Linked DNA regions of Homo sapiens: region 1 is linked to region 2. Evidence: read pairs that join two places in POLR2A ChIA-PET (ENCODE). Cell type or tissue: Panc1. All regions are shown on one strand. Each heading gives the region's core, and the rest is flanking DNA. Links, peaks and the distances in the headings are about the cores only.

Region 1 (11,503 bases), core at 1,864-9,863, 93 kb after region 2:
GGTGGAGCCTTGCAGTCTGCTGAGAACCTCCTTGATGCTGGCTCCCTTCCCGCATCTCTGAATATTGCTTCTCCAAAACAGTGCTCTGGAGTTTTATGTGGTTCCTTGGTGCAGACCACTTGCTACCCACATTCCCTGGAGCTTGTGTCTGCTCCCTCCTGCATCCTTCCCCATTGCTTGTGTTTCGGACCTGTTTGCTAGGTCCTGAGCTGATATATGTGTGTGTTTAGAAGTTACCACCTCAGCTTGACACAACCTTATCAAATAACTTTGTGAAACATTTTACACATAAAATGGTTATGAATCTCAGTACACCTCAGGTGGACAAGAGACATCACATTTCTCTACTTTTTGGGGGTAGTAGCTTTATTGATACAATTTAACTATTTATAAAATTCATTTTTTTTTTGGTATATTCACAGAGTTGTGCGATCAACACGATTATCAATTTTGGAATGTTTTCACCTGTCCCTGCAAATCCTCTATTCTTTAGTTGTCACCCTCTTTTCCCCTAGCCCTAGGCAACCACTAATCTATTTTCTGTCTATAGATTTGCCTATTCTGGATGTTTCCTATAAATGGAAACATACACTATGTGGTTTTTCGTGACTGACTTCTTTCATTTAGCATAATTTTTTTTTTTTTAAGACGGAGTCTCGCTCTGTCGCCCAGGCTGGAGTGCAGTGGCGTGATCTCGGCTCACTGCAACCTCTGCCTCCCAGGTTCACGCCATTCTCCTGCCTCAGCCTCCCGAGTAGCTGGGACTACAGGCACCCGCCACCACCCCAGCTAATTTTTTGTATTTTTAGTAGAGATGGGGTTTCACCGTGTTCGCCAGGATGGTCTCCATCTCCTGACCTCGTGATCCGCCAGCCTTGGCCTCCCAAAGTGCTGAGATTACAGGCATGAGCCACCACGCCCGGCCACATAATGTTTTTAAGGTTCATCCATGTTGTGGCATGACTTAAGTACTTCCTTCCTTTTTATTGCTGAATGGTATTTATTCTTCTCTACTTTTGGCTCAGTAAGTAATTATTATTTTCTGCCCCTGTTCCATAGGTCTGGTGAGAAATTCAACTTCAGTCATTCTTGTACTTCCCATCTGGGGCTGTGTCAAAATTCCAGGCTCTCAAGCAGAGCCGAGATCTCAGAGACCCAGGAGGGCATCAGACATATGACCACACAGGTTACTGCTGGGATGTCACTGTCTCTCCCTGTGTGGTCTTTAAGAGGCTCCCCTCTCCTGCCTTTGTGCTAGCCTCTGGAGTATGAGAACTGTTGTGGTTGGGAAACCTGGGCTAATGTTCCGCCTCTTGGTGCACCAATGGCCTGTCTCTCTGAGGTCTTGCTGTGTCCTTGGGGCCCTGCCAGGGAGTAAGGCAAAATACAGGGTACCTTAAACTCTGACTCCTCCTCTAAGCCAGAGAGACTTTCATTTTAGACAGGGGGTATTCTTCCCCCAGAACTATTTAAATTCTCTTTCGTGCCCTCAGGTTTTTTAAAACAAAAATCAAACATTCCAACCTTGAACTTTCCCCCAGGCAAAAGCAGCACAGATGTCAAAGAAGAAAAACAGAAGGGGAAAACATAAGTGAACTTAAAAAAGTTATCTTGTGTTAGAGTTCTTTCCTGGTTGTTCAAATCTCTGTACCAACATAAGCCCATAATGTGTTTGAGCATTTTATCCCACTACATCTTTTCGTATTTCCAGTCAAGTCACTGTGGCTCTTTGCTGTACCACCAGCCCACCTGCCACTGTTCCCTGACAGCTTTTTAACTCCTGCAAGCCACTAGTTGCTGTGATGGCAACACCACAACCTGGATGCTGTTGCTTAAATTTTTACTTTAATTGCACAATGGAACTCTCTCTCTCTTTTGTGGTGGAATGAAGATATTAAATATTTCATCTATGCTGTTAGAAATGTAGGATTTGCATTTCTGTTATATAATTCTATCATACATTTTTATTTCTATTACATACTTCTGTTATAACTATCTATTGTACTAGGTTTTGGTCTCAAGATTCCTTTATGCTCTTAATAATTGAGGATCTCAAAAATCTTTTGTTTATTTGGGTTATATCTGTGGATATTAACTATGCTATAAACATTTTTCTTTCTTTTTTTTTTTTTTGAGACAGAGTCTTGCTCTGTTACCCAGGCTGGAGTGCAGTGGCACAATCTCGGCTCACTGCAACCCCCGCCTTCTGGGTTCAAGTGATTCTCCTGCCTCAGTCTCCTGAGTAGCTGGGATTACAGGTGCCCGTCACCACACCTGGCTAATTTTTATATTTTTAGAAAAGACAGGGTTTCACCATGTTGGTCAGGCTGGTCTCAAACTCCTGACCTCATGATCTGCCCACCTTGGCCTCCCAAAGTGCTGGGATTACAGGCATGAGCCATCGCGCCCAACCAAACATGCTATAAACATTTTAAAAATAATTATTTATTCATTCATTTTAAAATAACAATAATAAACCCATTGCATGTAACGTAAATAACATATTTTTATAAATAATGTATTTATTTTTCCAAACAAGAGAAACTTAGTGAGTAGCATAGCATTATTTCATGTTTTTACATTTTTTGCCTTTTAATGTCTGACAGTAGAAGATGGCTAGATTCTTACATTGGCTTTTGCATTCGGTATAGTGTGATACGTTGTTTTCATTGAAGAATATTAAGAAAACCTGGCATCACAGAGTGATGTAGCTGGAAAACAGAGGACTATTTTAATAACCTTTTTGGATAATTGTATCTACTATCCTAAACCTCAACTAGAGGTAGTTTCTTAAAGGTTTATTGGGCAATAAATATTGCCATATATTTCCTTTGGGGTGACAGCCTCACTTTGTACATTTTCAAGAAAATGTTTAGCAAATACCTACATCTGAATATGTTGGTCTTTCAAGTGAAATGGTGTTTCATTAGAAGAGTGGTTAGTTCAACTTGCAACTCCAGGAATATTTTATGGTAGAGACAACCATGCTACTTCAGTATTCAGCAGAAGTGCTTTCTGTGTACTTGATAGTTTGTCACACAGAATATTACAAAGACATGTACTGAAATGTTGAAATTCAATGAGGTTACTTGGCAACTTGTATCAAGGGTCTAATCCCTTATTATGTTACCATAACTTGGTTAAAGAATATATGTGGTAAGCAAAAATACTTACCTGTGATAGAAGATAAGCAATAGGATTAAGTACATTTGGTGATTTCTGAATTAAATATGCTAGAAAAAGCTTTTATTTAAATCCAAAATTCTGTTCTGCTCTTGGAGATTTTAGACAAGAAAATTATGTTTCTAGGATCATACATGTTGGCAGATTTCCAAGCATCCAAGGCTGTGTGTTTTTTTTTTATTTTTTATTTATTTATTTTTTTAGAAAAATTAATCTATTTATTAAGAACAATATTTATCAAGGGCCTAATTTGTACTAATATTTTTCTAGATATGGGAATGGAGTGGTGAATAAGATATACACAGTCCCTGTACTCATGAAGCTTTTAATCTAGAAGGAGGAGAAAAAAAGTAACAAGTAAATAAGCAAGATAATTTTAGACAGATGAGCATATGAAGGAAACAACATAGGGTATTGAGATCATGAAACACAGGTGAAATGGGGTGGTCAGAGAAGGTCTCTCTAAGGAGGTGACATTGGAGCTGAAACCTGAATGATGAGGAGGAACCAGGTGGAAAAGCAACTGAAGCAGAGTGAACAGCAAGTACAGAGGCCCTGAGGTGAGACTACATTTGGTGGCTTTGAGGAATGAAATGAAAGTAGTATGGCTTGAGTGCAGTGAGCAAAAGAGAAAACGGTGCAAGATGAGATCAGACCACATATAACTTTGTAAGCCATAGTTAGTGTGTTAGTCTTTTTGGGCTGCTATAACAAAAATAACATAGACCAGGTTATTTTAAAATAAATAACAAACATTTATTTTAAAAAATTTCTATTATTATTTTTTGAGACAGTCTCACTCTGTCACTCAGGCTAGAGTGCAGCACTGTGAACACAGCTCATTGCAGCCTCTTCTTTTTGGCTCAAGCAATCCTCCTGCCTCAGCCTCTTGTAAGGCTGGAACCACAGGCTCATGCTACCATGCCTGGCTAAGTTTTTGACTTTTGGAGAGACAGAGTCTCACTTTGTTGCCCAGGCTTGTCTTGAACTCCTGGACCCAAGTGATCCTACTGCCTTGGCCTCTGAAAAATTTGGGATTACAGGCATGAGCCACTTCATCCAGCAAAAAATTTATTTCTCATAGTTCTAGAGCCTGGGAAGTCCAAGAGCAAGGTGGCAGATGATTTGGTTCCTGATGAGGACTTTCTTCGTGATTTGAAGACAGATGACTTCTTTTTCCCATACCTTCACATGGTGGAGAGAGAAAGAGAGAGGAAGCAAGCACTCTTATGTCTCTTCTTATAAAGGCATTAATCCCATCATGAAGGCTAGACTCTCATGATACCCTCATGACCTATTTACCTCCCAGAGTCCCCAATTTCACATGCCATCACAATGGAGTTTTGACATATAATTTTGGGGGGACACATTCAGCCCATTGCAGCTAGGCACTTGGATTTTATTATGAGTAAAATAGGAAGCAATCGGAAGTTTTTAAAATTGAGAGTGACGTGACCTAATAGGTGTTTTTGAATGATTGCTCTGAATGCTATGTGGAGGATGATTGCAGGGGGTCAAGACTGCAGCAGAGTGGGCAGCTGAGAGGCTATGATGATAGGTTGGATGGCTAGGTGGTGGAAGAAGAGAGAAGATGGGTTTGAAGATATAGTTTAGAGGTAAAGACAGAGAGGAGGCATCAGGGACATACCCAAATTTATATTTTCTTAAGCTACCAAATGAATGGTGATGGTAGAAACTGACATGTTTATGACTGGGAAAGAAATAGGTCTGTGAGATGGTTGGGGAGGTGGTCATCAGGTGCTCTTTGAAGATGAAAATCAAAATGTTTGTTTTGTATGTTATGTCATATGTGGTTGTGTTCAGCTGCAGAGGAACCAAAATCCTGACAAACCATATCTTAAGCAAACAAGCTCTTTGATTAATCAATTAATTTATTGTCCACACAAAAGTGTGTCAAAAATAGGCAGACCCAGCTGGTATGGTAGCTCACAAATGCCACTGAGATCGCAGGCACATTCTCTCTTCTCCTTGAGCATCCTTATCATGTCCTTCACTCTCACCTATGTAAGAGAGGGACTGAGCTTTAGGCATAGGGTCTGCATGTAAGACAGGAGAAGGGGAAAGCTGAAAGAAGTAGGGGTAGTGCCTATGTCAGGAAAGCAAAAGCTTTTTCAGAAATCTATACCCCAGACCTCCACTTTATGTACCAAAATTATATCATGTGTCCAATTCCAGCTGCAAGGGAGGCTGAGCTTTTTAGCTGGTCACAGTGGCTCACTGAACAAAATTGGAGGCATTTTTATAGGAAGTAAGAGGTGAAAGGATACTGTGAAGGTAGGCAACCAGTAATGCTACCAGGAACACATGAAGTTTAAGGTCTCTGGTAAGCATTCACATGGAAAAGTCAAGTAAGGTTGAAATTATAAGCCTCAAGTTGAAAGTTCAACTTTCAAAGTTGAAAGGAAGAGCAGAGATGATAACAGTTCAAAAGGAGAGCAGAGCTGATAACAGTTTGGAAATCATTAGCATGTAGATCATATGTAAAGCGAAGAGGGCGGATGAGATCAATTAGTGACAGAGTAGAGTTGAAAACTTGTCAATTTTGTATTTATTACTGTGACTTGCTTTAATTAATTTTATTAATTCAACAAGATTTTAATGTATACTTTCCATGTGTTTTAAACTGCTTTGAACCCTCAGGGCACAAAGATGAAGATGTATCTTTTGCTTTTAAGAAGCTGAGATAGAAAAAAAAGATAAAAATTAGTTTTGTTAAATGATTCACTACAATATATATTAAAAATTAACCTATTTAGGTATATTTGTGACATTTGGATAATGGTAGTAGCTCTACTGCAGATTCACTTTTTAAGTGAGAATTTAAGTAATTTATCTTGAGTAATGCAATATTCACCTGTCTACATATGTACATTTGCATATTTTAATTTGCGAATGCATTAAGAAAAGCCTGAGTGTTTTAATGATTAAATAATAACCTTATTATTAGTAAATTTGCTGCTAAAATGAACACAATGCATTATGGAATCTTAACCTAAAAATTTTGACTCCTAAGGAAGAGAAAGGAATTACTTGTCAGATGACCTGGTTTAGATTAGGACTGAAGAATGGTTTAGTGACGCATTGCTACCTATTATTTCACTTGGAAGACTCATGGATGTCTCATACTAAGTTTTTTACCTTACCCATCCCTCATTCCTTTCCGAACATCATGTTTTTCTGTATTACTTTTGAAGTAAGTGGCATTACTATTGTTTTCACTCAAGCCAGAACTCCAAGTATTATTCTAGACAGTTGTGTCTCCCTCACTCCACTGTTACCAGCAAAACCTACAGATTTTACCTCCTGAATATTTTTTTGAATCTGCTCTGTCTTCTCTGTCCCGGCTCACCATCATTTCACATCTTCTCTCCAAGCGTGCTCCTTTAAACTCCATCTCTGTAGCTAGAGCAATTTTATGAAGCTAAACTGCCCAATTCATTACTCTTGTTAAAATCTGGCAAAATATCTTTCAGCATTCTGTAAAAATGGTGTCCTGAAGTACAATCTATTTAAAAAATATTGAGCTAAATTGAGGCAAAGAGGTTCCTTTATTGTAAAACTTCTCAGAGCCTTCAACATGCTAACGCATGCACTGTGAATTACTAAAGGGGTGAAATTTAGGATGCTTCAAAAAGAAGTCACAGTGAAGCTATTATGTTGAGGAATACCAAGGAATTTTTCATGAAATGCCTCTGTGAACACTAGAAATTTCTATAAACTGTCTTAGGAAATTTGGTCTATAAGGAGGAAATTCAGTCACCTCAACATGACCTATGAGACCTCTTGTGACCTAGTCCTTATCTTCCTCATGAGCCTCATCTTCTATCCCTCCCCGTCTTGAATTTCTTGCTTGTAATAGCAAACCACATCCAGTTCCTGTACACAACATGCTCCTTTTTTTTTTTTTTTTTTTTGAGACGGAGTCTGACTCTGTCGCCCAGGCTGGAGTGCAACGGCGCGATCTCGGCTCACCACAACCTCCGCCTCCCAGGTTCAAACAATTCTCCTGCCTCAGCCTCCCGAGTAGCTGGGATTACAGGTGTGCGCCATCACTCCCGGCTAATTTTTGTATTTTTAGTGAGATGGGGTTTTACCATGTTGGCCAGGCTGGTCTCAAACTCCTGACCTCAAGTGATCCGCCCACCTTGGCCTCCCAAATTGCTGAGATTATAGGCATGAGCCACCACATCCGACCAAAATAACTCTCTTTATCCAGCTAACTCTACTCACCTTTTGACTCTCAGCTCAGAGACCTTCCTTGCATTCCACGTTGAGCTAAGTGCCTCTTTTCTGAAGTCCACTTACCATCTCACAAAAAATGGGCATAATCTGTTTATGTGTCTTTTCACCCTAGTTTACCTGGGGATAAAGACTGAGGCTATGCTGCGATGATGATGGTGGTGATTATAGCTCAGTTTATTGCACATACTAGATGCCAGGCAACTGTATACGAATTATCTTATTTGATAGTCACAAACTCCCATGAAGTAGGTGTTATTAGTATCCTTGTTTTGCAGGTAAAGCAGCTACGGCTTAGAAAGGCTGAGGAACTTGCCTGAGGCTATCCAGCTACTGAGAGATAAACTGGGGTGTGAATTCAGAGAGCTTGACTCCTGAGGCTCCACCTGTGCCTATAATTCCAGCATGACACCTGGTAATGGGCACTCAGTATATGCTTGTTGATCTAAACTCAGTGTGTGTGTGTGTGTCTGTGTGTGTCTGTGTGTGTGTGTGTGTGTGTGTGTGTGTGTGTGGTCTTCCTCTCACATCCAAAGCTACTAGCACTGAGGAAGTTGGGCATGGTGTAGGAAAGAGAAATCTTTGCTGTTAAATCTCATTTCCAGCATAACTGTCAATGGAGAGGTGGCATGGAAGGGACAACCAGTTCGTGTACCAAATTACTCTCAGCTTGCTTGTTGTCTTAGGCATATGTTCTGGGAGTGGCCAACACCTGTTTTACATCTGTGTTAGTCTTTGCGGAATAAAAAGCAAATTAGGGTTTAATGGGGACTATTAATCTTGTCACCTAATTGAGTAGATCTAATAAATCTTTTCATTCAAAACCCAATGGGAATTTCTAGTTGGAAATGAGTGTGGGGAATATTCAATCTCAAAAATATTTTCATACACAAAGATTATATATGAGTTTGTGAAAGATGTTGAATATTCAATGAAATTTAATGAGTATGAATTGAACACTTATCCTGGGCCTAGAACTGTTGGCAGTTGCTTTTGAGAGTTACAGAGTACATTTATGGTAATTACTGCACTTACGAATTTTGCTATGTGGTTTGGGAGTATCTGAAGTATCTTATAGTAGGTCTCTAAACTGGTAATAATAAAAAGTTCAAATATATTATTTTGTTACACTCCACGAGGATCAAACTTCATCATGACATGATTATAATTTGAAATATGAGTAAGAAATACGTAGGGTCATGATCTCTATAAGCCCATTCTTTGCTTCTTAATTAAATTTTGCAGCTGATAGAAACATTGAAAGCAGAGCATTAGCTTATAAATAATTCAGAAAATGGTTGGTAACTCCCATAGTATATGTTTTATGAGTTTTGTTTAAGAAGAGTCTATTTCGTGTTAGGTAAAGTTGGCCATTGTTTAGAATAAAGACCTGCATTACTTTCTATTCTAAATTAAACTGTTAATGGGAGTGCTTGCAAAGGCCTTGGTGCTTTTTTTTCTGTTTAATAGGAGCAACATCACTTTGGATCAATTATTTAATTTCCTTATGTCAGAGTTCTTTCAATTTAAAGGAAAATATTTCCTTTCCTCATTCCTTTTTCTCTGAGGATGAACCAGACATTGGAAGTTGTAGCCTGGGATTGTACTGGAGCTCTCACTGTGGTTGCATTCTTTCTTCACATTCAGCGTCCTCCTTAAAGCACACATTTTCACGTACATCTATTAAATTACCTGGGAGAGAGTTCTAGACACTATCAGTCAGTAAATCCAGTTGTCTCATTTTTCAGTTTTAGCTATTGTTGCGGTCATATGCCAAGGCTTGTATGAATGAAGGGTCTATAAAAATATCTGCTGTGGTGTGATTTTTTTTATCCTTGTATGAGACCATAGCATGAGACAGTAGACTGGCAAATTGGCAGGGCGAGGAGAGTGTTTGTGCTTACACGGGGCAATGAAAAGAGTTTTGATTCTTCTTTAGCTAAATGTTATAAAACTTTAAAGCTTACATTTGAATAATCGTTGCAGATGGGTTAGATAAAATCCATCAACTCACAATGTTTTTCCTGTTTCCATTCACTAGTGAGTAACAAGGTTAAAAGAAGGAATGTTCTATAAAATAAGATATAGAATTTGGGTTAGGTTTACAAGTGAAGAGTTCCTCTTTGCCCTGCCCCCAAATTATTTTTAGGCCCCAGGCCTCTGAAGCCAAGGTAATCTGCAGGGCAGCTTTCACATTTTATCACAAGTCAGTGGTCTCTCCTCTTCCTTGTCCCTCCTATCTTGCCGGCAAATGGCTCTGTGGGAAACCCATTCTGCTTCCTGTTTAAACTGTAGAAACAATTCATTTAATTCAATATCTAGCTTTTGATTCTATTTGCAAAAATACAGTTGTAAATAGTTCCATTCATTAGCCAATTTTTTTTTTGGTCTGTTAAGCATATTTGGGTCATTTTATAGTTAACCTTGGCTGAGGGAGAGAAGTTCTTTGAAGCTCTTACTTACTTACTTGTGAATTTTTGGGTCTGATATGGAGGCTTTGCAGGTCAGAAGCATGGCTTGACTGACCCAATGCCCATTTCTGGCTCTCTTCATCCTCGCTGACCTCTACAGTAGAGAAAGGAGAAGCTGAATATTCACTGCTCTAACCTCCCTTGAAGCAAGGGGTGGCCTTGTAACAGTTCTGGCCAATGTGGCATAAGCAGAATTCTGCTGAGGTGGGTTTTGGGAACGGCTTTTGATTTCCTAATAAAAGAGGCCAGAACTGCAGGCACTATTCTTTCCACCCCTCTTGGTCTTGAACATGGCTACAATGTCTGGATCTATAGCAGTCAGCTTGCAACTTTGAGACAATATGCCAATCTAAAAATGGTAGAGCAGAATTATAGATGAACAGATGAACCCTTGGTTTTTATTAGATCATGGAGCCCCATATTATACAGTACTGCTTCCCTTTAGACATCATACATGAAAAATAAATCCCTTTGTGGTAGGTTTAATACAAGGCCACAAATTCTTTGACACTCCTCCCAGCAAAGTCTAATTCACCCTCCCTTGAATATAGGCCAGCCTTACCCACTTGATTCTAACTAGTAGAATTCAGTAGATGTGACACTGCATGACTCTCCATGCTAGGTTCACAAGTGATGCGGTTTCTGCCTTTTTCTTCTCTCTGACATGTGCCTTGGGAGCTTTGAGCTGACATGTTAGAAGTCAGTCTACATTGAAGCTGCCATGCTGAAGAACTCATGTGGGAGAACACACAGAAATCGAGATGCCTGAGGAGCCCCAGCTGTACCAGCCTCTAGCTCTCTGAGTCTTCTCAGCAAGAACTGTCAAACATGAGAGTGAAGCAGCCTTCAGATGACTCTGGCCCCAGTCTTCAAGTGCCCTAGCTGGTGCCAAGTGGAGCAGACAAGCTGCCACCCACCAAGCCCTTCCCAAATTGCAGACTAGGAACAAAATAAATGTTATTTTAAGCCACTAAATTTTGGTTTGTTATATATTATAGCAATAGAAAACCAGAACCCCTTTTTTTAATGCCACTGTTAGTTGGATATTCTGTTACTTGCAGCCAAAAGCATCCTTATGTGAAATACTTAGTAGTAGAGAAGATTAAAAGAAATCACTAAAACGATCCTTTTGAGTTGCTATATGTGTTGATTATCCAATCTATTCCTCTCTTATTCTGTTTGTAGCAATCCATTTCACTGTAGCACTGATATCATAACTTCCCATTGAAGTCAGTGCTGCTTTAGTTGTATAAAGGTTTTATTTACAAAAGGGCTGGGCTAGTAGAAACATGGAAAAAGAGGGACTTCAATTCAGGGCCCCATACTGCTGTTTTCCTGCTCTTTTGGCATTTTGATTATAATAAAGACAATATTAGTAACTTCTTCACTAGGAGGTAAAGCTTGAGAGTTCCTAACTTTATAAAACTCTCATCAATGTTTGAAGCTGCTTTCTTAATGAAATGCTCCTAGCATTTGACAGCTTTATTTTTTTCATTGACATTTGCAGCTTTTAAAATAGATGAATATTTAATATCATGTTTAATAGGTCAGATTCTTTGAAGAAAATTTCCATTAATTAGTTCCCATTT
Region 2 (11,503 bases), core at 1,501-9,500:
ATAATTCCAGATGTGAGCTTCATGTTTGGTCAGGCAGTATGACTGTCTCATTTGCTGATTAATTCCAGGACCTAGCAGAGTACCTCATACATCATAGGCCTTTGAGAAACACTTATTGAAGGAATCAACAAGTAAGGGGATAATATTTTTTAAAGTATACGTCATGCATTTATTACCAACAACCCCCTCAACTCCAAAATCGGGCACAAGGATTGAAAATAAAAAATTCATTGCACTGCTTAGTAAAGCATTACTAGTAACTTTCATTAAAAATGGACAAACTTTGTTAAAAATTTATGAAGCCTTCAGATGATTTGGTTACAGATATTTGTAATATGTGCATTTAAAACTATATGTTAACTGATATAATGGAATATGATTTGAGGAAATGACTCAGCAAATGATTCTACAGACATCCTTGTGAGCATTCATAATCTGAAACAAACAGCAAAATGAGGTCACCAAATGTACCAACAGGGGGAAAATACTTTCTAATGAAGGCCTAAAGATATCTGTGAAAACTATTCTCTGAAGCGAGTTGGGAGATCTCATTCAAAATTATTGCAAGAGGGTCAAATGTAAGAATCTTGGGAAATCACATTTCAGAGAATATATAAAAATCTAAATAGGCTTTCACATTTTCCAGATTTTGCTCAATCAAAATTCAGGACAGAAAGTCCTAATATGAAATCTTGGGTACCCCCATCTGCTCCTAATGAATAAGAAGTATGTTAAAGACCAAAATTATTGGCATAATAATCCATTACATATACATCACATGTAGTGTAATCTTTATTTTTCTTATGAAAAAATCATGTTTAAAAATGGCAAAAAAGTACACATAGGCTGTTTTATATAGCTGTAAAAATTTATATCTGAACAGATCTAACATGATTCTGCTATACTCAGAATTCATTTTATGAGAACATGCAAGTAAAGTACTTTTTCTAATGTATATAAAGATACCTAATTAACAAGGCACACTGTACTAATGACTAGGAAAAGTAGCTTTTTCTCCCCCACCACCCTAAGAATTCTTGTCATGATTTCCCTTTTGCAGTAAAATTTTGAGAAGCAATTGGCAATTTAGGAGGTAACAGGGTATCTTTTGGTAAAATCTTGAATTGTTGAGCTCTTGGGACTGATCTCTCTTTGGGAGTGTCTTTTCTTTGCATGGGGCTTCTAGAGATGTGTTCAGATTTGCTTATTAAGTGTTTAGTGTGTATTAGATCACACATGAATGTGTCCTGACAAGCTCAGCCTAGCCACAGTGAGCAGCTTTGTGGCTAGCAAAAGAGAAAGAGCAGTTGATTTGTACCCAGCTGCTGTCACCTTGGTGATGTACCAGATAGCAAGCAAGCAGATGTTGGTTTGTTGCCTTTGTCCTCTTTCCTCCTAAAACAGTACTGGCGTTCCCACTTGAACACAGCTGTGAGTTTCTTGTGTGTTGTTATTTGTTTTTTGGTGTGAATTGTCATCTTTGATTTTTTTTTAACCCCCACACTCCCCCAGACAAGTCAAAACCTCCAGGTGAATGAGTTTTTTGGGGAGAATCTTAAGTATAGTTTCTGATTCCCCTAAACCTCTTCATGGAACCTTAGGGATCTTAGGCTCCTGGATTGGGAAATTTGAATTATTTTTCTGTTTCTGTTTTGTGCAGTGCAGGCAATGTGGTTCTGTAGTCCCCTATACTTGGAGTGAGTTCTGAGGATACCATCTGTAAAACGTCTCTTCTAGAATCCCCACTGCCTGAAGTCTGTAAAGGCCCTCTGCCCACGAACAAAGGAGGGACTTAATAACCCACTAAGGATTTTGGTAGGAAAAGGTAATTATTTCCCAAGATGAGGGCTGCCTGGGAGACTCTTCTGCTATCCCCAGGAGTCCCTTCCTCTATGCTGATTTCTAGGCTCCTATCATCCAACATCTTCAACTTCAGATGCAAGCTGGTCTCTTACTGCCTCCCTGGAGTTTTGTTGTTGGACAATTTCCTGTCCATGGATCCTCATGAGATTATGCTGAAATTTCATTCCCAATGTCATCAGGAATGAAACTAACCAAAATTGAACTCTAGAGAATGTGCTTTAATATCTAAGAACGCAGCTAAGTAATTGCTGTGTTCATCAGAGGAGGAAATCATTCACTATAAAATGCTGTAGGACAGACAACTCATTTTTAAGCAAGTTCATAATGGGAATTGCCTAAACAGAATTAAACTTTTATGGATTTTTTTTAAAAGAACCTATTTATTCATCAGACTTAAGAGAAACATTTCATTTCACTTAACTAAAAGGGCAGAAATTTTTGATGTCTCGATTACACAGGAAATGTGTTATGCACATGTTCATTAGAGTTTAATGGATGACTTCAGTTGTAAAAAAAGTTCGGCCATGTTGAGACTCTTGCTCAATGATCCCTGGTAAAATCCCCTTCTTGCTACTCACTCTGTAATCAGATGTTACATCTATCGACCCAATTCTTTTGAATGGTTTCTAAAAAGGAGAGGCCATTAGTTCAAATGTGCCATTTTCGCCTGTCAAAAGGCAATTTGCAAATGAACATTACACTCTAGGAAGCAGAGCTCTTCCATTCTCAGAAAAAAGTGATGATAATTGGAATTTGCATATGTTTCTTTTTTGAGAGACAGACCACAGAGTTTGTTTATGACTATCTTTAGCACCAACGGGAAGCTCATGATGAAATGGAGGGGAAAAGAGTTAAAATGTTTTAAAACTCATGGGAAATATGTTCCAAATGATCCAGGGGCTTTTAAAAGTCCATTTTAAAAACATGAGAATGGTGTAGCGTGGGGTTGTTTTTTCGGTAGCAGGGAAGGGCATCACTTTGCCAACTGCACTTTCTGGCCCTGGGATCAGCTGCTCATTATTTGTCTGAAGAATAACTGGGTGGGACCAAGGCTGCAGTCTTTAGCAGTGGAAAAGGTGATTCTTTGTGAAAAACTTAACTAGTTGGTAGAAAGGTCAAACCAGGAATGCTGACTCCTTAGCAGCCTAACCCTAACCTCAACACTAACTTGGTTTTTAAACAAGGTAGGTTTTTTTTGTTTTGTTTTTGAGACAGAGTCCCCCTCTGTTGCCCATGCTGGAGTGCAGTGACACGAACTTGGCTCACTGCAACCTCCGCCTCCCAGGTTCAAGTGATTCTCCTGCCTTGGCAGGAGTAGCTGGGATTACAGGCACCTGCCACTGCATCCAGCTAATTTTTGTATTTTTAGTAGAGACGGGGTTTTGCCATGTTGGACAGGCCGGTCTTGAACTCCTGGCCTCAAGCAATCCACCCATCTCAGTCTCCCAAAGTGCTAGAATTACAGGCATGAGCCACCTCAACCAGCCTAAACAAGATAGTTTTTATATGAATAATCTTAGATGACAGGTAAGTGTTCACAAGCATGTTTTCAAACATTCATATCAGCCCTTAAGGGGTTTACCAAGCAGTCTTCACTCTCTTACTTCCTCTAAGTCTCACATCTACACTTTAAGTTATCCCCATCAGTCAGAATAGGCCAGGTTATGCTGCTGCAACAAAAAAGCCTACCACCATGTGGTGTTGGTTTAGGGATTGCTGGTGGATGAAAAGAAAACCATTACCTGAGGCAGGAAGAATGTTTTTTTTTTTTTCCCTGTGCCCTGGGGACAGACAATCTTTGAGATGGTGGCTGCTCTGTCTGCTGAGCTCCTAGAGTGAGATGAGCAGCACACTCCAGCTGAACTGTAATGCAAATAAACTTAATTTTATAGCCAGTAAGATTCAGCAGCATAACCTGACTTATTCTGACTACTACAATATTTAGTGTAATTTTACCGATAAACAGACAAATTCTCATAGAGGTTAAATAGCTATCCCAAGACTCTAGGCAAGGGCAGGGAAACCATGTACAGCTTCTCTCTAACACATCAGGCTGACTCTTCCTTTGTGTCTGGCAGAGCCATGAAAGATCCGTTTTTTCCATCAGCTACTGAATTCTCATTCTAATGAAGTCATTCTGATCCCATGTGCCTCTGGGAATGAACGTGGTCTTTTGCAGACAGAAACATAACTTTTATTTGTTTGTTTAGCATTGCAGGTAGGATGACCAACCATCCTGGTTTGCTGAGGGATTTCCCAGGCATGGGAGCATCAGTGGTAAAATAAGGAAAGTCCCAGGAAAATTAGGTTGAGTTGGTCATCCTTATTGCTGAAGTGATTTCTCCTAGTAACACTTAGGAATTATGCAGCCTGGATTCCCACTGCACCTTGTAATTATTTCCATTATAATATTTATCACATTGTGTTTTAAATGACTCAGACTGTTCAGTGTCTATCTGTACACAAAGCCCTGAACTCCTGAGACCAAGAACTATTTCTTTTCCATTTTGTATTTCTAATACCTTGTATGGTGCCTGCCACTTCAAAGGAACACAATAAATATTTATTGAATGGATGAATGAATGTTATTTCTCTGTCGTTTTTCATTTCAAAAACTGGTGTGATGTAATTAGCTTTCTCCTTTGAGGATTGATTCTACCTAGATAATAATTCAGCTATAAAGAAAGCTAGGAATCTTTCTTAGCTGCAGCTACAAGCTTGCATAAAGCTTTCAGTGTGACCCATTGTGTAAAATTATATAAACTCAGCACTGGATTTCAGCATAAACCAATTCCTTTTAGACTGACTGAATAATTGAATCTCCTTGTTTGGCATTTGTTTAAAGAGAGAAGGTCATGGGACAAATGGTGGATATTTGAGGCTATGGAAACATATGTTATAAATTTGGTTTAGCTGTTTCTGGTAACTGGCATTATTGTGACTGAAGACCCAGGATTCCCCAGTCTGCCCTCCACCCTCGGGAATGCATAACTAGATGCTTTTCAAAAACCAGAGGCAGAAAGAAAATCGCCATGGGCACGCCTCACTGATAGACTGCATTCATGCCCAGTTAAGGAAAGCAAGCAGAGGACTGAGAGACTTGCTCCAGAGAGTCAGACCCAGGGCTCATCCAGTTGAATCTTTTCATAACAGGCCTAAGAGGTGTGCTGAGAAAGCTTGGTGGTTCTTGACTCTACTTACATACTAACTCCTCAGACATCTTTGCTAATCACCCACAGAGGCTCTCTCCTAAGTGACTAAGCTTTTCTGAGAAGTGACTTGAATTCTATGAAGAGGCCCTCTGGATTGGTGGAAAAATCATGGAACCTGTTTTAGGGGACTTAAAAAAATCCCCATCCTCAGTTTCCTCATCTGTAAAATGGGTTTCATTTTACTTACCTTTCTTACTTCACAAGATAGTTTGTGAAGGTCAAAGGAGATTACATCAGTGAAAACAGTTTGAAGATTGTAAAATGCAGAAAGAATATAAGATAATATATATTTTCTGCCTCTGTTAATTCACCTGATTCTTTCCCCATCCTATAACAAAACTTGCCTAAGCTTGCCTTCTGGTTTAGAACTTCCTTTTATTTATCCCAATATTTTTCTCACCACAGAAAGAGAAAAAATGTTTGCTGTGTGCTTGGTATGTGCACTGTCTTCATAACAAACTTGTGATGCAGGCACCTTATCAGAATTTTACATACAGGTACTAGTTCGTAGTCATTTGGTAGCTTGTCCAAGGTCATACATGCAGCCAGATCTTGGGTTTAGACTCAATTGTGCCTATCTTATAGGCCATGCATTTTCCATCCACCACACAACCTTTCAAGTTTTAAGGGGTTCCTCTCCATTTTTTTTTTTTTTTTGATCCTGGATTTGGTATAGAAGTTCACCTTGGGCTTGATCACAGCATTTTGATTTTCTAGAGTTTGATCATATTCTTCATCTTCTGTCACTCCAGCCTGAAATGTCCTGCTCTTTATTCTGGCAGTCCTCTCCATTTTCTGGATCTTTATACTTGCTTTTATTTGGATATTTCTTGAGATATAAGAGCTAACGCTACATGTAGTAGTCCAGGTGAGGCACTCCAGCGTTGGGTACCAGGGTAGGATAATGTTTCCAGATGTATTTTCAATACTCAACATGATGTACAGACATCATTTGTTCTTTTGGCTGAAGCAAGGCAATTCCAGCGGAATGTCCTCTGGCATAGCCAGCAACCATGTGGCCAGCCCATTGGGAACATAATGTTTTGAGGTCTCTAAAATCCATTCATTTATTTATTCAACGAATGCTTTAAAATACTTGTGCCAATCTCTATTCTAGTTGCTGTGGATAGGGTAAAATAAAACACGTCAAGTCCCTGTTTTCTTAGAGTGTATTGAGAAGTATGGAAAGACAGTTGATGAATACAAAAATGTATATGACAGGTGGCAAGGGATATGCAGAAAAATGAAACTGGAGAAAGGGAATAAAGGAGGAGTGGGCAGCGGACTTGCTTTTTTAAAATAAGATGGTTAGATATATTCCTGATAAGGTGACATTTGGGCAGAAATTTGAACGAAGCAGAGGTCATCTCACGGAAGAACAGCCCAGGCAGAGAACAGCAAGAGCAAAGGTCTTGGGGAAGCTACTTGCCATGTTTAAGGTTATGCCAGTGTACTTGGATCAAAGTGAGAGTGGAAGGGATTCGGGGAGATGAGGTAAGAGATAAGGCAAGAGCATCAGGATCAAAGAGAGACAGATGATGTATGGTCTTGTAAATTATGGCTAGGACTTTGGGTTTTATCCTGTGTGAAATAGGAAGCCATTATAGTATTATGAGCAAAGAACTGGCCTGATCCAACTGAATATTTTAAGAACTTACTCAGACTGCTTTGTGGTGAGAGGCATGGTGGAGGCAGGGAGGCCAGTTAGACAGCTGTTGTAATAATCCAGGTGAGAGATGATGGTGGCCTGGATCAGGACGATGATGGAGGTAAGGGCAAAATGTGGTTGGATCCTGGATATAGACTGGATAAGAGAGAAAGAGAAAAGCCAATGATAACTCCCAGTTTTCAGCCTGAGAAATTGGACACACTGGGTGAACAGAGTTACCTTTTATTCAGTTGAGGTATACTGTGGGAGGCACATGTTTTGTGTATATGCGTGTGTGTGTATGTTTGTATGTGGGGGTAGGGAATCAGGAGTTCTATTTTATATATTTTAAGTTTATGTCCAAGTAGGGATATCAAATAGGCAGCTAGATATGAGTATGAAGTGTTCAGGGTAGAGGTCAAGGTTGGAGTTCTACATTTGAGATCTTTCAAGTCTTGGGGTGAAATGAGATCACCTAGATAAATAGAGAAGTAGATAAAAAAGAGATCACATGACTGAATCTTGGAGCACTACAACCTACCATTTAGAACTTGAGGAAATAGATAGAACCAGTAAAGCAGTGTAGTTTCTTAGAAAGCTGTTTTGGTGGTTGTGTGGCAGCAGCTACCGTAAATACTGATGTATATATTGGAGAACTGCTTCCAAAGTGGAACAGGATCATTGTGAAAAAGCACAAATAAAGAAAGAGACTTTTTTCTTATCATTGAAAAATCTGGGCCAGGTGCAGTGGCTCAGGCCTATAATACCAGCACTTTGGGAGGCTGGAGCTAGAGGATCGCTTGAGCCCAGGAGTTCAAGACCAGTCTGGGCAACATAGTGAGACCTCGTCTCTATTATTAAAAGAAAAGAAAAGAAAAAAAAATCTGTAGAAGATAGGCCAGTTACTCCCACAAGAGAAAATTAGGTTGAATTAGTTCAGGTTAGGGAAATTTGCTTAACTGACTAGAAAGCAAAGGGATTATATATTCCTGGGAATATAAGCAAGGGATAGAGACAAAGTTCCACAACTCTTGATACCACAGATATGCAAGTTATAAGTACATGCATTTATAAATTCACAAATCAGACTTATATCAGGATATGCATATTAACAGAATCATCTACACAATGCATATAAATACAGTTTGGCCTTCAGAATACTTTTTTTTTTCCAGTGGCAATTGGTGTTAAGTTTCCTAAGTCACACAAAGAGAGATTATTTAACTCGGCAGGGTGCGGTGGCTCACACCTGTAATACCAGCACTTTGGGAGGTCAAGGTGGGTGGATCACTTGAGGCCAGAGTTCGAGACCAGCCTGACCAACATGGCAAAACTCCGCCTCTAAAAAATATACAACAACAACAAAAAATTAGCTGGGTGTGATGGTGTACATCCATAGTCCCAGCTACTTGGGAGGCTGAAGCATGAGAATCACTTGAACCTGGGAGGCAGAGGTTGCAGGTTGCAGTGAGTGCAGATAGTGTCACTGCAGTATACCCTGGGTGACAGACAGAGACTCTGTCTCAAAAAAAAAAAAAAAAAAAGAAAAGAAAGATTATTTAACTCATGATGTAACTCAAGTGTGGGCCTAATTTTTCAATTTCTTATTTTTTAAAAATGCATCACAAGCTGTTTTATTTCAGCGTATGGGAGTGTTTGACAGAGCAACATTTTTGTAAGCAAACCTTGAGAATATATTGCATGAGTGTCCAATCTTTTGGCTTCCCGGGGCCACATTGGAAGAAGAATCGTCTTGGGCCACACATAAAATACACGAACATTGACGATAGCTGATGAGCTACAAAAGAAAAAAATTGCACAAAAAAATCTCATAATGTTTTAAGAAAATTTACGAACTTGCGTTGGGCTGCATTCAAATCTGTCCTGGGCCGCATGTGCCAGCTGTGGGCTGGACAAGCTTGTATTAGAGCATGTTTCTTTCTTCATTGGTACTTACTGGTAGAAGACGAGATATCCAGCAATAAAAGGCAAATGTAAGCATGGTTTCTTTAAGATGCATCACAAGCTGTTTTCTTTCAAGAACGGAAGTGTTTGACAGAGAAACATCTTTGTAAGCAAATCTTGAGAACATGCTATTAGAACATGTTTCTATCTCCATTGGTTCATATTACATGGCTTTACCTATGGAGCTATAAAAGGCAAATGTAAGTATGCTTCCTTTTTTTTTTGGAGAACTGAATCAAACAGATTTTATTCAACTTTTTAGATGAGGAAAACAAATGATACAAAATAAGTCATAAGAAATACTTTCTTATGCCACTATCTCAAACCACTTTCAGTGTTTTACAAAATGCTCACACAGCAAATACAAAAAGCTTCAACACACTCTTCCTTTGCAACTTGCTGCAATAAATGCAACATTAACAAACAACACATTTCTTCTGTATCAATCTTAAAAGTTGAATTACTAATTTTTATGATGTTACTCATAGATATTTTTATTCATATACTTTTAATGACATCATTGCCAATACATACATTATTTTCTTTAACTTTATTTTTACATTAAGCCAACATCTGTCATGCAGCTATCAAAAATCTTAGAGTAAATTACATAGGTTTGTAGTCCAATTTAGACTCTAGCTTGTCAGAATCAGCCACTTTTCTGACTGCTTTCATGAAGTCTTCCTGTACTACAAAATCATGATCAGCACGAATTACGAACATGCCTGCTTCAGTACAAACATTTCTCAGGTCTACTCCATTAAAGCCATCTGAAAGCTTCACAATCGCTTCCTAATCTCTCTCACCATGCTTTGTAATGGGACCTGCATGGATTTTCAGTAGGTCTAATCTTGCTTGTTCATATGGCAAATCAATATGTATGTTTCTATCTAATCTTCCCGGATGCAGCAAAGCAGGATCCAGTGTATCCGGTCTGTTTGTAGTCATGATCATTTTAACTCTGTGCAGAGTATCAAATCCATCCATTTGATTCAGTAACTTCACTGAAGTACTCTGAATCTCTCTGTCAGCTGAAGTACCCTCAGAAAACGGACAACCACCAATAGCATCTATTTCATCCATAAAAATGATGCATGGTTTATGGTTCCTGGGATAATTAAACATTTCTCTGATCAAACAAGCACTTTCACCAATGTACTTGTCTACAATAGAACTAGATACAACCTTTAAGAAATTGTAGTCCAGCTGGCTAGCAACAGCTTGTGCCAAGAGTGTTTTTCCCATACCTGGTGGTCCGTGTAACAAACAGCATTTTGGAGGCATTATTCCTACCCACTGAAATAACTCTGGGTTTGTAAGAGCTAATTCTATCACCTCTCTTAATTCCCAGATCTGTTCCGATAGCCCTCCAATCTCAGAATAAGAAACATTCCAGGGGTCCTCATGAGACATGTTATAAACCAGTGGATCCACCTCTCTTGGCAAATATCTCATGATAGTTAGTGTAGTCATATCCAAAGCGACTCCTGTTCCTGGCTTCAGCTTACTTTTGTCAAGCTGTCGACGACAACCCACAACATATCTTGGTCCATTTGTAGCTTTAACAATGAATTTTGCTTCAGTTAACTGTTGAAGCACTTCACCCACAATCTGCCCAACACTTTGTAGGGCCTTCAGATCATTTTCAGACTTTTCATACTGCTTGGTAAGTTCTTTTAATTGTTCCCTTAACTCGTTAAGACGGCCGTCGATCTTGTGCTCAAGCAGCTTCTTGCGGTAGTCCTGAAGCACCCTACCTCTAGAGTCCGCCATGATGAGAAGCTGCTTCCTTTTTTTAATGATAGATTTAGTGCGTATAAGTGCAGCTTTTTTACATGGATATACTGTGTCGTAGTGAAGTCTCGATTTTTAGCGTAGCCATCACCTGAATAGTGTAAATTGTACCCATTAAGTAATTTCTCATCCCTCACCCCCCTCCCACCCCAATTTTCAATTTCAATCACGTTCTTAAGAGTTTTTTTTCAATTGCAATTCTTGTCTGTGCAACTAACTCATCTGACAGATAGACAATCAAAGCAGTATGTATAAGAAGAGCGAAATATTAACAGATTCTGTAAAAGCAAAGCCTCCTTTTATCCTGTGGACCCTTGCACCACCTCCCTTCCCCTAGTGCTGCATCCCAAATTTGGCCAGCTAGAGGTAGGTCTCCAGTTCCCAAGGGCAAGTAGAGTCAGAGAACAAAGATATTGTTCCCAGTTAAGTTTGAAATGTCTTGATCTTCGCAGAAGACAGATTTAAAGAATAGGTCAGGCATGGTGGCTCACACGTATAATCCCAGCACTTTGGGAGGTCCAGGCAGGCAGATTACCTGAGGTCAGGAGTTGAAGACCAGCCTGGCCAACATGGTGAAACTCCATCTCTATTAAAAATACAAAAAATTAGCCAGGTGTGGTGGCACAAGCCTGTAGTCCCAGCTACTTGGGAGGCTGAGGCATGAGAATCACTTGAACCTGGGAGGTGGAGGTTGCAGTGAACCCAGATCACACCACTGCACCAGCCTGGGCGACAGAGCAAGACTCTGACTGAAAAAAACAAAAAAACAAAAAAACAAAAGAATAATAGCAAAGAGATAGAACTCCTATGGGCTGGGTCATTGGGGGAGAATTGGAGAGGCCAAGACACTGACAGAGTGTTAGAAGTTACTCTCCCCTGCACGCCTACTTCATTTTCTGAAGATATGAATGGGGTGAATGTCATTTCTCCAAACATCACATATACTCAAGCTGCATCCTCTAAGTTCTAGAAAAAGCTCATTGTCTTCTCTGGCTTAGTTTCAGAGAAGCTCTATGATAAG

Evidence for each region. ChIA-PET counts read pairs that join two places held together with the same protein. Peaks named below come from ENCODE experiments on the same cell type or tissue, not always from the same donor. Only the 100,000 strongest peaks of a DNase experiment are listed, where the experiment ranks them.
Region 1: POLR2A ChIA-PET joins it to region 2 with 13 read pairs; 8 of 35 experiments call an interaction of 5 or more read pairs at or near these places.

Annotation. Positions count from the first base shown.
Region 1 is chr12:68,379,821-68,391,323 of GRCh38, reverse strand. No RefSeq gene overlaps it. Among named protein-coding and RNA genes, the nearest start is that of MDM1, 53 kb to the right of the region's middle. In Panc1, for the core only: no CTCF peak of the experiment used is centred there; no DNase peak of the experiment used is centred there; H3K27ac peaks cover 3,095 bases.
Region 2 is chr12:68,472,699-68,484,201 of GRCh38, reverse strand. It overlaps the pseudogene PSMC6P2. Among named protein-coding and RNA genes, the nearest start is that of LINC02384, 27 kb to the right of the region's middle. In Panc1, for the core only: no CTCF peak of the experiment used is centred there; no DNase peak of the experiment used is centred there; H3K27ac peaks cover 5,795 bases.